2 separate regions of the Homo sapiens genome follow, and region 2 is linked to region 1. A link is a contact called in ENCODE Hi-C data. All regions are on one chromosome and are shown on one strand. Each heading gives the region's core, a stretch centred on a gene start or an enhancer-like site at or near the end of the contact. The rest is flanking DNA. Distances are from core to core; before and after follow the strand shown. Region 1 overlaps ARHGEF12 (Rho guanine nucleotide exchange factor 12). Region 2 overlaps TBCEL-TECTA (TBCEL-TECTA readthrough).

Evidence for each region. A loop is a pair of places that touch in the nucleus more often than their neighbours do. Pooled maps may share reads with other maps.
Region 2: a loop to region 1 is called in a pooled map, with 2.4 times the contacts of the local background. The contact joins two enhancer-like sites. A Hi-C loop is called at or near these places in 2 of 37 single-sample maps with no recorded cell type and 5 of 50 pooled maps.

The regions. Positions count from the first base shown.
Region 1 is chr11:120,341,070-120,346,676 of GRCh38, forward strand. The region is part of intron 1 of ARHGEF12 (Rho guanine nucleotide exchange factor 12); the gene reads left to right. Among named protein-coding and RNA genes, the nearest start is that of ARHGEF12, 7.5 kb to the left of the region's middle. Within about 2 kb of position 3,467, at least 3 of the 41 ENCODE cell types and tissues checked have a DNase peak (open chromatin) inside an H3K27ac peak, as active enhancers do.
Region 2 is chr11:121,066,192-121,071,798 of GRCh38, forward strand. The region is part of intron 7 of TBCEL-TECTA (TBCEL-TECTA readthrough); the gene reads left to right. All of the region lies in intron 8 of TBCEL (tubulin folding cofactor E like), which reads left to right. Among named protein-coding and RNA genes, the nearest start is that of TECTA, 32 kb to the right of the region's middle. RefSeq lists an enhancer at 1,326-1,470 and a cis regulatory region at 1,391-1,404. Within about 2 kb of position 2,745, at least 3 of the 41 ENCODE cell types and tissues checked have a DNase peak (open chromatin) inside an H3K27ac peak, as active enhancers do.

The sequences.
Region 1 (5,607 bases), core at 2,217-4,716:
TTTTTTTCTTTTTTGAGTCTTGCTCTGTCACCCACGGTGGAGTGCAGTGGCGTGATCCCCTCACTGCAACCTCCGCCTCCCAGGTTCAAGCGGTTCTCCTGCCTCAGCCTCCTGAGTAGCTGGGATTACAGGCACCCACCACCACGCCTGGCTAATTTTTGTATTTTTAGTAGAGACGGGGTTTCACCATATTGGCCAGGCTGGTCTTGAACTCCTGACCTTAGGTGATCCACCCGTCTCGGCCTCCCAAAGTGCCGGGATTACAGGCTTGAGCCACCGAGCCCAGTGGTTTTTTTTGTTGTTGCTGTTGTTGTTTTTTAACTAAGTTTGAGTTTTCAGTTTAAAAAATGAAATTTGAGGCAAACATTCATGGAATCCATAAATGGTGAATTTTACATATGTTTCTGTGGAGCATTGCGATTCCAGGGAAAACAGTTGGAAAATATTTCATTGTACATATGTGGTTGCCTCTTCTAAATGTCATCCAGTGGTGGGTATGAATTGCTTCCCAAACTGATACGGGTCACAGAAACAGCAAGATAACATACTGGTTCCCAGAGGTAATTGAAGGGACTCTTTTGCATCATGGTTGTCTGACATTATTAGAAATGTTTCTTATATACTTGCTTGTTTCCTAGAAATTGACCATGACACATTTTCAAGAATAGTAGCTTAACTTCTTTTGGTCTTTTCTGTTAAAACTTGGTTTTGATGATGTTCCTGAGCTTTATTTGAAGACATGCTCCTTTCCCTTATAATAATTACAGGTTTTCAAAATAGTGCCATGTGAGTTAAAATTTTTAAATCAACAAAATTATATTTTTGCCTTCTTTTGAGTAAAATACCATCATGTAGGTAATGATATCCTGTGGTAGTATAATTCTTTAACATTTACAATATTTTCAGTTCAGTACAGGGCAGATCATGCTTCTGTCATTTACACTTTAAGCTAATTCATACAGTTTAAGTCAAGATTTTAAGTCAAGATTATAAAACTAGAAAGGGCAGACCCAAGATTTTAACCTAGATTTTCTGGCTCTCAAGTCCCCCATTGTTTTTTTTCATTTTAAATTATTGTCTTTCTTTGTACTGTATTTTTCTGTGCTATTTTCCTTTAGTAACTCTCCAGCTTGATGAAGTCAGTTGGATTTTTCTCTTACAGCATAGTTTCTAGTACCTTACCCATTCTAATTTTAAATATCTCTTGAGGATAAAGCTTTTGTCACTTCCTCAGGAGACTGAAGCACAGTCTGATAGATCTTGCTGTCAGGAAGTTTTTCCTGATCTTTACGTCTAACTTTTCTTTTAAGTTGTCCTGTTACTTGTATGTACTTGCTGTACCAGGCTAAATAATGCTCTCCTCCCATTTTATGTTTGTATGATTCTAAATGTTTCAGACGGTTATTCATTATCCTTTCCGGTCCCCTTCCCTTACTCTTTGCTTAGCCAAGCTGTATGCTTTCTGTTGATCCATTGTCTAAAAATCAGCTTATCTTAATATTTCATTAGCTTTTTCTCAGTTGCTCTCCTACTGCAAAAATATGGGTAAAGAGATTCTCAAGGTCATTTTGATTCACTTTTATTTTAGATAGTCTTTAGGATGGATATGAGATATGTCACAGTCAAATGAAACAAATTTATACAAACAGCATGATTACCAAATCAACTAATTAAGCAATTACTCATGTTCTAAAAGGCTTTTTTACAAAGCGATTCTTTCAAATATGAGTACCCTCAATGTAACAAATGTTATCAATTCTATGACAAAAGGGTAGGGTATAGAAATAATGTTAGCCACCTTTGATGGAAAATCATCTTGTTGCAATATGATGAAATACATCAGGAAGTTGTTTCTTATTTTTTCCAGTGGTTTTTCAGTTCGTTATCTTAAATTGTAGGTCAAAACATTCCTCGATGTTTGGTTTATTTTTACCTTATTGTTTTGTCTCCTCTTATTTCCACATGTTAGTGAAATAACAATGCTTAGCAGTATTTTTTTTTTCAGTAAAATGGATATTGTGAAAATTGAAATATTTTACTTTCTTGCTGTTGTATTTACAAGAATTGTTAATGACAAGACAGTGTAACAGAAAAAGTGCATATTTAGATTATTATAAAATCTGTAAGACTGTAGACCTTTTGAATACTTTATTAGCATATTTTCTTTAGTACTATTTTAGTTTCAAATTATTGAGATAGATGTCCTTGTTTTGTATTTTGCTAATATTAATATTTTGTATTTTGGTAATACTAAAATTTGCAAACATGCCAAATTTAGAGCATTTTACTTTTTCAACTTAGAATATCTGGAATCATCAAGATAGTCATATAGGGAAGACCGCTATAAGACAGCTTCTAACTCCAATAGAAGCCTATGAAGCTAGTGCCTGGTCAGAGGCTGTGCCTAAATTGCATGAGTATATAGTGTCGACTTTTAGTAAAAGAAAAAATACACTAACTTTACCTCTTGAATTAGCATGCACCAATGCAGTTTAGATTCATACCGAAACAGGATCTTTTACTAATTCAAATGCTGAGTCCTGGTTTTTGAGATCACAGTCACATGACAGGCCTGGGTGGCTTCTCAGTGTCTAGAGACAAGCAAATCTACTGGCCAATGAAAAGTAGGTTTCCTGTCTTGGACTGCAAGTAACAATTCATGCAGAAATTGGAACTATATAAGAGAGCCTGGTTTTAGTTAATGCTTTCAATTAGCTGCTTGTCACACTGCTTTTTCTTTTGGTGTTATATAACACATTAGAGTCATTTAAAGGTACACTCTGATACTACAGTTTTTGTCAAATATTACATATAAATGTTGATTTTACATTCATATACTCAAAAGATCAAAGAGGACTTTGTAGATCTTTTATGGATTCAAAAAAATGTAGATTATTTTGTTGTAGAAAAACTGGCCAGGCGCGGTGGCTCATGCCTGTAAATCCCAGCACTTTGGAAGGCTGAGGTGGGCGGATCACTTGAGGTCAAGAGTTCAAGACTAGCCTGGTCAGCATGGTGAAACCCTGTCTCTATTAAAAATACAAAAATGAGCCGGACCAGGTGGCACATGCCTGTAATCCCAGCTACTCGGGAGGCTAAGACAGGAGAATCACTTGAACCCGGGAGGCGGAGGTTGCAGTTAGCCAAGATTGCACCACTGCACTCCTACCTGGATGACAGAGCAAGACTCCGTCTCAAAAAAAAAAAAAAAAAAAAAAAAAAAAACTGGAGACTTCATCAGCCTCTGAAGGAATGATACCTGAAATTGATCTTGTAATGCAGAAAGTGGCTATATGTTATCCAGAAGAGTAACAGATACCCCAAATACACTTGCTAACACAAGAAATCCTGTGAAGGTGCTTAGACATACCCTTCCATAGATTTTAGATGGGTTATCTGCCTATGTTCCAGACACAAGCCGATATGTTGTGGTTTGCCCAGTACAGTCTCTGTGGTTTACTGAGAGGAAGTGGTTCTTGTGGGTGAAGGTCTGATCTTTTCAGAGATTGTTGGTGGCATATGCACTGTCAGCCTATTTCCTGTTTTATTGGCTGTTTAGCAAGACCTTCTTAGGGCAAGTGCTGCTGAAGAGGTATTTAAATATTTTGTATTGGCAGGATAGATGGTTATAATGATGTATTATTATATCACTACTTCTCAGGTGATATGAGAGTTAAATGAATGTTTGTGAAGTGCTTTGAGATCTTAGGATGAAAAGTACAGACATGTTCTTAGTCATTTGCAGGTTACTGCTATGTTCAGATATTGCTCTCTTGAAGTTAAAACTTGTTCATGTAGTAAAGTGTTACTCTATTAAACTTGATTTCTGTAACCATTCAAGTGTTGTTTTATCACCACAAGAGTCATGATTAGAATTTTTCCCCTTTTTTTCCTTTCTTTCAATGCTCCTTTATGATTTTACCCTAGAAGAGTTTCCTTAATAGATTCCTTGCTCTAGTACTGGTTAAGGCATATTTACCAAACTTAACACCTAGCAAGCTTGTCCAACCTGCCTTATTTTGCTGTTGTTCTTCTGTTTTGTTTTGTTTTAGGCTTTCAGCAGCCTGAAGCCATGGTTTTTAGTTTCTGTCTCTAGTGATAAAACGGAAAGAGGGATGAGGAAGGGGCTTTACTGGCCCATCCAGAAACAGAAACTAAGAACCCATGACTGTATTCTCTCCCTTGAACAACTGTAACTAGAGCAAACCTCTTTGCCAATTTAACTGGCATACTAAAATAATGAAATTGTGAGAATTTCCTTTGAGATTAGTAACTGTACCATCCATATACAAAACACTATATTGCTTTGCTGAAACCTGAAAGTGAGCAAACTGATAGAAATGCATATAACAGGCCGGGCGTAGTGGCTCACGCCTGTAATCCCAGCACTTTGGGAGACCGAGGTGGGCGGTTCAGGAGGTCAGGAGATCAAGACCATTCTGGCTAACACGGTGAAACCCCGTCTCTGCTAAAAATAGAAAAAATTAGCCGAGTGTGGTGGCGGGTGCCTGTAGTCCCAGCTGCTGGGGAGGCTGAGGCAGGAGAATGGCATGAACCCAGGAGGTGGAGCTTGCAGTGAGCCGAGATCGCGCCACTGCACTCCAGCCTGGGCACAGAGCGAGACTCCGTCTCAAAAAAAAAAAAAAAAAAAACGAAATGGCGTATGTCATACTCCTAAATATATATATATATACAGTATTTAGCCTTGGACGTTAAAAAAATTAACAATGAATGGGGGAAGGCTTTATTTAAAGCTAAATTGTTAGCTAATACGTGAGTTCTTCAAGGGTATAAGAATAGTTCTTATTCATTTTTAAGTAATTATCGGTAGCCTTATTATATTTTTATTTTTTAATACTGAAAAGCAGAAGGAAGAAAAATAAATGGCCCAAATGATCCAACTACCCAGATGTTGCTGCTCAGGTTAAACGCACACACGCATACACACACAGAAAATTCAAATCATATAAAATGGTATAAAAAAAAGTATTCCTACACACCTGTTAGTTTTCATACCTTCTCCTCATAGGTAACAATAGTTAATTTTTTTGGTTTATCTTCTGAAACATTTAAAAATATATACCAGCCTATAATTTTATTTTTTGCACCTACTCCATAATAAGTGTATCTGTCTTCTTTTGCTAGGTTATGCTGCTGTAGCAACACTATCAAATTTCAGTGGCTTACAACACTGCTTTTCTTCTTGCTTATGCTACACCTTGTCAGCTGTGGATTGACTGCAGCATTGCTTCACGTTTCTTATTTTGGAACCCTGGCTCAAGGAGCATCCCCTGTCTGGGCTGTGCCATTATTGTGGATGAGGGAGAGAGCAAGAAAACAGATGCAGACATACAATGGCTCTTAAAGCTTTCACTCAGTCATGTTGTATGTCACATCAGCTCACATGTCAGTGGCCAAAGCAAGTCATATGGTCAGAGCTCACTGTCAGTGGGGTAAGGATGTATAGTCCTTCCACAGGTGGCATTGCAAGTTGCATGATAACAGATAAGGCTGTATAATCCTCTTAAGGAAAGTGGAGGTTAAATAATTTGGAACAATAAATAATATAGTCTACATCAACAAGTTCAGTAAATGCTTGTTAAATGG
Region 2 (5,607 bases), core at 1,495-3,994, 720 kb after region 1:
AGTAAGTTGCTGGACTTCATTGCCCTCAGACACTTAAAGCCGTGCTTTGACTTCTTTGCTGTTCTGTATCTTGTGAATAATCTCTGTTAGACCTTGTGTCCTTGCATTACTCCTTAAGAGTTAAAATCCCAGTTATAGTTAGACAGGCTTATATCAGCTTCCCATGTTCTAGCTTCCAAGGAATGGAGAAAGAGAATATCTACTCCTCTTCAGTTTGTATAGTAGGAAGTGGTTCCTGCATCTTACCTATCTTTGGTTTTCTACCAATCAGAAGGGCATTCAGATGCTGGACAGCCAAAGTTGGCATATATCTACTATAGTACCTGTTCCTTAGTAGTTGTTGATACAAGTCCCCTGTGGAATTACCCATTTACTCAGCAAATGTCTTTTGAGCCCTTGCAGTATGCCAGGAACTGTTAGGCTTTTAAAAAGGAACTATAATAGTATTCATGCTGATGGCCAGAGTGAGTGGCGAATAACAACAGAGGAGTTGCATTAAAATGTATTTGTTATGAAATAACGATATATAAACAGAGTATTAGTATTATACTTATCTCTTTCTCTTCCAAATTATATCCATAATCTCTCCCTAAAATGTCAATGAATAGCACATAGTACTGTGTATAGTTAGTAAAAGGTGGAATTTGACCCTCTACATCATTCAGTGTCTCATATAAAATTGAGCTTTAGTTTCCAGGTAGGATGGAGGTATCCATTTATTTAAAGAAAAACATTCTTTTTCATTTAATGAAATTTTTTTAAAAATCAGTGTTCAGCTCAATTTTCCTGTAAATTCTAACTTCCACTACAGCCTTCCTAGCTCGGTTCCCCGAGCTTTTCTTCCTCCTTTTATTTTCCTCTCGTGTCAGTTAAACATGAAATAGCTCTAATTAACTTTAACATAAAGTAAGAAAAGTTACCCAAAATGTCTTTGAGGTTATGAATAAAGAGCCGACATGATGAGCCGAATGTCCTTTATGGTAGCAAAGTTATTTTGTGTGTCAGTTGGATTATTTACACACATCTGTTTCTATGTGATTAGTCATTTTGGCAATAAAAGACTTTAAAGAGGATCCAGAGATTCACATACCTGTTTTCCTATCCCAGGATGAAATGCAAAATCTGAATCATTTGAATTTTTATGATGAAAAGAGTAAAATGTTTAGGAGACTGAAGGGAGACATACTTATTAAGAGCTTTATAATTTCTTACAGGTGCTCAATTATCCTTTTTATTGCCTTCTGATAGGTAGAGCTGGAAGTTTAGCCTCTCTGCTCTAGCTGCTTATGGCAATAATGGACTAACAAAAAACTGAGCAATCAGCCATATGTCTCATGTTTATTTACTTTGTGAAACAAGAGAAGAGGAAAAATCTCTGTTTTCTGATTCTTGGCCTTTGACCATCATACTGTTTGCTTTTCCAGTCAATGGACTCTTTTCTTTTAAAGCCGTCATCTGTGCCGTGTTTCTTAGTGGCTTATATAGCAGTGGTGTGATATGCTGTTTCCAGATAAGTTCAGTGTGTACTGCAGGTAGCTGGAAAGATGTCCTTACTGGGCTGGTCATATTTCAGTTATTAGACTCTCAGGCCTTACCAGGAGAACTTCTAGGAAATAACTCTAGATTCTAGCTGGGTTTCAAAGGACAGTTTAATTTATTTACTGAATACCTACTAAGGACCAAGAGGCACTGGGCTTCAAGCTAGAGATAAAGAGACAAAAACAGTAGTGTCTACTCTCAAGAAGCTAAGCTAGAGATATATTTCCTTTGCTGGGCCCTCTTCATGTTCCCAACCTCTAAAACTTGAGTTACCCCAGGACTTAGTCCTTGGACCTCTTCTCTTCTGTACTCATCCCCCACACACTTTTAGCCAGTCCCGAGGCTTTCAGTGCTTTCTGTATTCTGATAACTGCCAGATGTATACATGCAGCTGTGATCTGCCTCTAAATTCCAGACGGCGCTTTCCAGCTGCCTGCTTGATGCCTCTGCCTGGATGTTTAAACCTAGTGTGTCCAAAACTCAACTTTCGATACCCTCCCTTTTCCCTTACCCTGCCTCCCTCACCCCTAGCCCCCTGTGCCATAGCTACTGCTCTGCCAGTTTTTCTCCTTTTTTCAATTATTCCAGTTGCTCAGGGAAAAAACACTGGAGTCATTCTTGATTTTTTTTCTCCCACACCCCACATCTGGTCTGTTTTTTTTTTCTTTCAGTTCTACTTTCAAAACCTATGTATAGAATCTGACTACTGCTTCCTATCATTTTAGTCCAAATCCTTCATCATATCTTACTTGTGTTATTGTAGTAGCCTACTGACCAGTCTCCCTGAGTCCACCCTTGCTCCCTTAAGGCCCGTGCATCTCATAGCAGCCTGTTTCTAAGAACTCAAGTTGATTTTTAAAAAAACAACAGAGGCTGGGCGCAGTGGCTCATGCCTGTAATCCCACCACTTAGGGAGGCCAAGGTGTGCAGATCATCTGAGGTCGGGAGTTCAAGACCAGCTTGACCAACATGGAGAGACCCTGTCTCTACTAAAAATACAAAAAAAATTACTTAGGCATGGTAGTGCATACCTGTAATCCCAGCTACTCTGGAGGCTGAGGGAGGAGAATCACTTGAACCCGAGAGGCGGAGGTTGCGGTGAGCTGAGATCACACCACTGCACTGCAGCCTGGGTGACAGAGCAAGGCTCCGTCTCAAAAAAAAAAAAAAAACAGACAAAAAACAGAAACTGTCCTTACTGTTCCTGACACACTTCAAGCACACTCCCTCCTCAGGCCTTTGCACTTTGTTCCCTGTTGAGAATGCACCAGGCTACCTGCTTCATTCTCTCCCTCGCTGACACCTTATCCGAGATTCCTTCTCTCCTCACCCAGTCTAAAATAGCACACCTCTGTCTCCTATAATTCTCTTAACCTCCTTTTGTTAATATTTTTCTTGTCACTTATCAACACCTGAGTTACATTTCTTGTATATTGTCAATCTCCCCCCATGGTACTGTAAGCTCTATAGGAGTAGGGACTGTTTCTGTTTTGTACCTTGCCATCTCCCCAGTGCCTAGAGCGGTGCCTGGCAGTATAGCAACTGTTCAGTAAGATGATTGAATATTCGCTTTATACTCTGAGAACACTAAGGAGGACTTAGGTCTGCTGGAAGAGGGTACTTTCCTGGAAAATGATTGAGTTAATCTGGTGACGATGAGGGAAGAATATTCTAGACAGATGTGAGTACATGGGAAGTAAAGGTACAGAGGTATGAAATGTCTTTATGTGCAGTGAACTACAACAATTTGATATGACTAGTGAAAAGTAGTAAGTGGGAGCTGGGCACAGTGGCTCACTCCTGTAATCCCAGCACTTTGGGAGGCCGAGGTGGGTGGATCACTTGAAGTTAGGAGTTCGAGACCTGCCTGGCCAACATGGTGAAACCCCATTTCTACTAAAAATACAAAAAATTAGTCAGGCGTGGTGGTGCATGCCTGTAGTCTCAGCTACTGGAGAGACTGAGGCAGGATAATCACTTGAACCTGGGAGGCAGAGGTTGTAGTGAGCCAAGATTGTGCCGCTGCACTCCAGCCTGGGCGACAAAGCTAGACTGTCTGAAAAAAAAAAAGTAGTTAATAACTGGGAAGTAATGATACATATTATGCTGGGGAGGAAGGTAGGAAACAGGGCAGTCCGTGAAAGACTTTGGTATGCTGTGCTCGGACAGTAGGGCTTATTCTTATAGACAGTGGGAAACCATTGAAAGGTTTCAAGTTGGGAAGTTAAGTGGAGAGATTTTGGTTTGTATATAGAAGAAGAAGCTGAACAAATTTACAAGAAAAAATCAACCCCATCAAAAAGTGGGCAAAAGATATGAACAGACACTTCTCAAAAGAAGACATTTATGCAGCCAAAAGACACATGAAAAAATGCTCATCATCACTGGCCATCAGAGAAATGCAAATCAAAACCACAATGAGATACCATCTCACACCAGTTAGAATGGCGATCATTAAAAAGTCAGGAAACAACAGGTGCTGGAGAGGATGTGGAGAAATAGGAACACTTTTCCATACTTGGTGGGAGTGTAAACTAGTTCAACCATTGTGGAAGACAGTGTGGCGATTCCTCAAGGATCTAGAACTAGAAATACCATTTGACCCAGTGATCCCATTACTGGGTATATACCCAAAGGATTATAAATCATGCTACTATAAAGACACATGCACATGTATGTTTATTGTGGCACTGTTCACGATAGCAAAGACTTGGAACCAATCCAAATGTCCATCAGTGATAGACTGGATTAAGAAAATGTGGCACATATACACCATGGAATACTATGCAGCCATAAAAAAGGATGAGTTCATGTCCTTTGTAGGGACTTGGATGAAGCTGGAAACCATCATTCTTAGCAAACTATCGCAAGGACAGAAAACCAAACAGCGCATGTTCTCACTCATAAGTGGGAATTGAACAATCAGAACACTTGGACACAGGGCAGGGAACATCACACACGGGGGCCTGTTGTGGGATTCGGGGAGGGGGGAGGGATAGCATTAGGAGAAATACCTAATATAAATGACAAGTTAATGGGTGCAGCACACCAACATGGCACATGTTTGCACGTTGTGCACATGTACCCTAGACCTTAAAGTATTTAAAAAAAAAAAAAAGGCAGCAGCTGAGAGAGACCCAGAGACTTAAAAACTGAGACTAGTAAAGGAGGATATGTGTGGTGGAGATTGCTTATGTCTTTTTAGAGAGATTATGTGTATTAAGACTGAATTTCACTCTAGAATTTGAACTGGTCCTCAGAAAACACATCGTGAAGTTGTACTTGTTGTCTGGTATTTATAGCCCTGATTTCTCTGAGGGTATAGAAATATCATTTAGAGAGAAAGAAACCTCCATGTTTGTGGGTCTGGCACATAGTCAAGTGTACATGTTTATTATTTTTGCCTTGCCCTTGATCAGATGTCTATCCACATTGCTTGTATTTTTCAGTGTTCCCTTCATTTTGTGTTTACTTTCTCTCTCCATTTCCTCTGATAGATTGAATCTAAATTGCTTCTTTAGTGCTTACCTAATACACAGTCATCCTCTTTAATTTTAAAGAGAAAAAAAATGCAACTTTTAGAAGTCAGCATATCATGTATCTTTGGGAACTCAATGATTTCTTTTTGTTTTTGAGGGCAGTGGTAGGAAGTAAATGCATTGATTTAGGGTGCCTTTTCAGACTTTAAAATTTTGCTTATCATAAGGAGGAGTCTTAAAATAGCTCCAGTGAACAATTATTTGATGGAAAGAGGAAGTACCATTGTCAGAGACGGTGGCAATGCCAGAAACAGGTTTTCTTAGAGGCTTTTCTTTGCCTTTTCTTTTCTTTGGTACCTTATTTTCTGTTTGTCCCAAGTAATCCCTAAACTATGTCCTGGGAAATCCTTTATGATGGCAAGGATTACATTAGGAATTCCTCAAATGCTGATTTGATTGTCATTAGTGGTATGCTTTTTAAAATATGGAGAGTATGTTTTTCCCTGCTTAAGACTAATGGCTTTTCTAAATAGAGCTGATTGTATCTCCATGTTATTGTGAGAGCAGGCAGCAGCCTGTATTTGGACAC